Regions from separate parts of the Homo sapiens genome. Here region 1 is linked to region 2. Evidence: chromatin loops called from intact Hi-C (ENCODE). Cell type or tissue: heart left ventricle. All regions are shown on one strand.

Region 1 (2,500 bases), 51 kb before region 2:
ATTTCCAGTGCTCAGAGTAGCACCTAGCATGTCACAGGCTCAGCACACATTTGTTGAATCTTTAATCCTGACGGGTCTGCCGCTAGCACTACCAGTTTGTCTTCCTCTGAGCTGGACCATCTCATGCTGTTCTTTGTGCATATAATGCTGTTCCCTCTGTGCAACATGCTGTTCCCTACCCTGCCTGCTTAGTACCCTCTCCCCTTCAGGTCTCAGCCTAAATGTCACCTCTTTAGATGGGCTTTCCTGATCTCCATATAGGCTGTCCCCTATGTCCAAATAGCGTGTCTGTGTTAAATGGTCTCATAACACACTGTACTTTTCCTTCAAGGCATGTGTCTCAATTTATAATTATACTTACGTGAATAGAACTGTTTTACATGTGACCTCTCCTTAAACTTTTAGTTCCATGAGGGCAGAGATCCTATTTTGCTCACTCTTATCCTCCTAGGGCTTAGTAGATGCTCACTAAACATTTGTGAGCAAATGAGTTCTCCACTTTCCCCACCAACACCAACATCCCCCAGAGTGATAGATTCTAATGCATTTAGTATTTACAACTGGATGAAGCCTTTTCTCCCCATCTCTGACCCTCACAACCACTTCCTTGGCACTAATCAGACTCCCTGCTTCACAGACGGAAGGGATTTATTTTCCCTTTGGATCTGCCATAACTCAGGTTCAGGGAAGGCTGTGATCTGCCCTCACTGCAGCTACCTAGCCCCAGGCCCAGGGAGCCAGGGCTGCTGTTTTTAGAGCACCTGAGTAACTTCAAGTTCTCGAGAGTCATCTATAAAAAGTCTTAGTCTTCAACCCTTTATTCTGTGGATAAGGTGAAAAGAGTGGTGCCTCTGCAGACTGCCTCCCTCCTTAGCACACACTCTGCCTTTTGTTCCTTCTCCCTGCTTATGATGTCTTGTTAGCACTGAAATGAATGGATCTTTCACCAGGGAAAATGGGGGAGGTTGGAAACATCAAAACCGGTAATGCTTTTTATCAGGTAGGAGCCAGAGGAGGAGGGAGGCGTGTGAGCAAAGCGTGTCTCAGGCTGTGAACTGTCGCTGGGCGCTGGCACCCTTGGCCTTTTAGAGTCGCCACTCTGTAGGATAAGACAGACGTGCAGAGAGGCCAGAGGTTTCTGCGTGGCTCCCTCTGGTCTCGCTCCTTGCTTCTTTCCCCTTTCTCCTTCTTGACATATGCAGCTCAGACTCCTCCTCACTTGGCCCTTCCTCGTCAGTATTGGCTTTCAGCTCTCCTGGCCCGACATCCTGTGGACGCTGCAGTTCAGACAAATAGCAAGATCATCAAAGAGAGGCGCATGAATGAAAAACTGCTTTATGACATGCCTTCAAAGTGTCTTTTTAGAAGTTCAAAGGATGTGGAGAGGAGGCAGGGGAATCAAAGAAGATGGGGGAGAGCAATGAACTCTCCAAGGAATCATTAGGTTTTTCATTGTATATTTTCTATGACGCTTGTGATGTAAAAATCAAAAGTATTCCCAGCCCTGAAGGGTTCTCAGTGAATAGATCTGATGCAAAGAAGGAAACAACACACCTTGCTGTGGAAGGCTCTACCCTGGCATTCTGAGTCCCCCATTTTGTATCTGCAGTTCCTGTTTGGACCTCATTCGAATACTTTGATCAGGGAAGACTGTCCAGAGATGGAGATTGAATGCTGTTTATGTGGTTCGATGCAAATGAATAATTTAGTCTGTGCAGATATTCCCCATTACCTCTTCCATTTAAAGACGAGCTAGGGTCCGGCTGTAGCGACGGATATGCAGAGCTTAGAAAAGATCTGGCATAGATCATACAATTCAGATACTTTTTTTTTTTTTTTTTTTGAGATGGAGTCTCACTCTGTCACCCGGGCTGGAGTGCAGTGCTGTGATCTTGGCTCACTGCAATCTCTGCCTCCCGGGTTCAAGTGATTCTCTCCTGCCTCAGCCTCCTGAGTAGCTGGGATTGCAGGTGTGCGCCACCACGCCCAGCTAATTTTTGTATTTTTGGTAGAGACAGGGTTTCACCATGTTGGCCAGGCTGGTCTTGAACTCCTGACCTCAGGTGATCAACCCGCCTCAGCCTCCCACAGTGCTGGGATCACAGGCATGAGCCACCACACCCAGCCTGATCCCAGAGACTTCTTTTCTGACACACAGGAGAACCAAGATTTGGCTTGTGGCTGGAGTTGGTCCTGATTGATATGCTGGTGGGAATATCATTGATATTTTCATGCAGGAATGCCTTATGCCCAATCCACCCAGAAGGTTTTGGCAGCTAACACAGTGCCTGGCACATAGAGGGTGCTTGAATGAAATGAATGAATGACCAAACAAATGAACAACTTCGTTTTTGTAACCCTAGAGTAGACTCTTTCTTGGGGATTCTCCTTGGGCCAGTCAGGCCCAGAATACAAGGATATGAGATGAGATCTGAATGACTGCATTAGTTAAATCTGCAAGGGATTTCAAGGCAAGGGACGTATACACCAACTCAAACTG
Region 2 (2,500 bases):
AATGATTTCCGCTCACAGACCTCTAATGGAGGTATCTCTTTACAAAGCCCCTACTTCAGGCCAGCTGAATGCCTCAGCAGTGCCTCCGAAATCCCGCGGTCCTAATCCCTTTAGCAACAAAGATCTGTTTCTTTGCTTAGCATGAAGTAGGCCTCAGAGGCCTGTGTGTGTCTTCGCCTGTAGGCCAGAAGCCTCCTGTTTACAATTTCCCTATTCCTGTTTTTAATGTTGTTCTGAGAGCAGCCACAAAGGGCTAGTTTTGTCCAGCAGGAACAAGGGAGCTATTAGAGAGAGAGGGAGGAAGGAAGGAAGGGGGATCGCAGGGAGGACTCCTCGAGGGATTAGCAGACACAGCTGTTCCCGAAGGGAGAGGAGCTTTAGGCTGTTTATAATTTCCGTCACATTTACATGTTTTAATATTTTATTTCCTTATTTTTTTTTTTCTGATCAGTTTCCTATCCACCATGTAAAGCGAGCATCTTGTGGCCATATTGACAGACTCAGAGTACCTGTTTCAAATGTTTGGGTCAGATGCTGCTTTTCCCTTCAGTGCTGTGCAGCTCTGGTGTGTCGGCCTCCAGCTTTTCCTGGGGTCACAGACCTCGCGACCACCAGGTGCCCAAGGAAATCAGTCGTTGAGGCGAACGGCTTCACTTCTTGTCCCATTTGTGTGTGTGGCTGGAATTCTCTAGCCTGAATGATTCATTTAGACTCCATAGACCACCACCTGTATTCACAGAGTCTCAGACCGACTTTTAAGATGCATTTCATTTTTGTCTCAAGGTTACATATCTAACCAGTGTGTTATAAAGGGTATTGGCCACAGGTAGAGAATGTATCATATTCCATATTTCTAAAATGGCTTATGGCAATTGCTTTAAGAGAATTATCCATGATTTCATCCTAAAGCAAACAAGTTTCCATTTGTGTCACCTTGTATTTCTTGTCTATGTACATACTCAGTGTTTGCATTTTACAATAAAACCAAAGATAGAATTTTAGTCTTAATTTTCCATAATATTATGGCATGCATATTATCCAAGAAAATTTGTTTCCAAAACAAAAAATTCCAAAAATTTCTATCCAAGAAAATTTGTTTCTCTTTTTTTAAAAACACCTCCTCCCTCCTCCTCTTACTCTCTTCCCTGTTACAAATATTCGCAGTGGGTTGTACATCCCTCCACATCTAGCTCTGTGCTCAAATAATCGTATAAAAGCTTTTTAAAATCTTGGATTGGAGGAATCATTATTTTATTAAAATGGAATTATATGTTATCTATTTCCCTGCATGTTTCCTTACTTAATATACAGAGGAAAATGCCTTTAATATAATATTTTTAAGCTGACATGGTGTATGCAGGGTCACCTTGCCTGAGAGCACCCTTTGGTTAAAGTTGCAGATGCCTATGTATATGGCAGTTTCATTTGTGCTCTGTTTTTCTTAAGTTTTACTTTTTCCTGGGGAAATTTAGTCAAGAAATAAATGACTTTCTCAAATGTCCAGTCGGCCCATTGCTGACCCTATGGGCTCTCATTGCCTTGGGGTAAGTTTCCAGACTTGAGCATCTTTTAGATCTGGCTGACATGCTACTACTGTTACAGAAAAGTTCCTCACGATAGTCTCAAAAGTTAAGTATATGCGGTTTCCTTTTGCAGGGGCCTGGGATGTGAGCTAATCTTTAAGTAAAAGAGAGAAGGGACAGTGATTAACATTCTCCAAACTCACCGAGGGACAGCTGTTCCAAACCCTTCCTTCCTGCTCAAAGTAGTTTTCAAGAGGAACCTAAGAAAAAAAAATTTTTTTTTAAAGAAGAATATGGAGTTCTTCCAAGATTGCTCAATTTTCTTTCTCTAAAGTAAAATAGTTCAAACCACGTGCCAATCCAAATGCACTTTCTGTATTCGGCCCCACTGGAAATGTGGACCATAAGATAAGATGCACAGCTTCTGGAATATTGTTTTTCAGATCTGGCCAGGAAAAAAAAAGCCACAATTTCAGCTGCTTTGATTTCCCCTCATGCTTTTTAAAGACAAATGCAAAGGATATTTCAGGGAACATGAGCTTCTGTGAGCCCCTGTCATCTCACTGCCCCATTGAATAGCTTTCTTTGGCAGGATTACAGATCTGAGGTGGTGATTATTGTTTTGGTGATAACATGCATTTTGAGGGGACCATTTTCTGATGCAAAAACTTTTTTTTTTTTTTTCACCCAGGCTGGAGTGCAGTGACATGATCTCAGCTCACTGCAACCTCCGCCTCCCGGGTTCAAGTGATTCTCCTTCCTCAGCCTCCCGAGTAGCTGGGATTACAGGCATGTGCCACCAGGCCCAGCTAATTTTTGTATTTTTGGTAGAGAAGGGGGTTTCACTAGTTGGCCAGGCTAGTCTTAAACTCCTGACCTCAGGTGATCCACCTGCCTTGGCCTCCCAATGTGTTGGGATTACAGGCGTGAGCCACTGCGCCCAGTGAGAAAAGGTTTTAAAGATGTCTTTGCATTCC

Evidence for each region. Hi-C counts contacts between places; a loop is a spot of excess contacts. Peaks named below come from ENCODE experiments on the same cell type or tissue, not always from the same donor. Only the 100,000 strongest peaks of a DNase experiment are listed, where the experiment ranks them.
Region 1: a loop joins it to region 2, with 2.3 times the contacts of the local background. A loop is called at or near these places in 5 of 110 quality-filtered maps.

Annotation. Positions count from the first base shown.
Region 1 is chr5:142,440,616-142,443,115 of GRCh38, forward strand. All of the region lies in intron 3 of SPRY4-AS1 (SPRY4 antisense RNA 1), which reads left to right. Among named protein-coding and RNA genes, the nearest start is that of SPRY4-AS1, 120 kb to the left of the region's middle. In heart left ventricle, a CTCF peak has its summit at 1,272; no DNase peak of the experiment used is centred here; H3K27ac peaks cover 597 bases.
Region 2 is chr5:142,491,280-142,493,779 of GRCh38, forward strand. No RefSeq gene overlaps it. Among named protein-coding and RNA genes, the nearest start is that of SPRY4-AS1, 170 kb to the left of the region's middle. In heart left ventricle, no CTCF peak of the experiment used is centred here; no DNase peak of the experiment used is centred here; H3K27ac peaks cover 2,500 bases.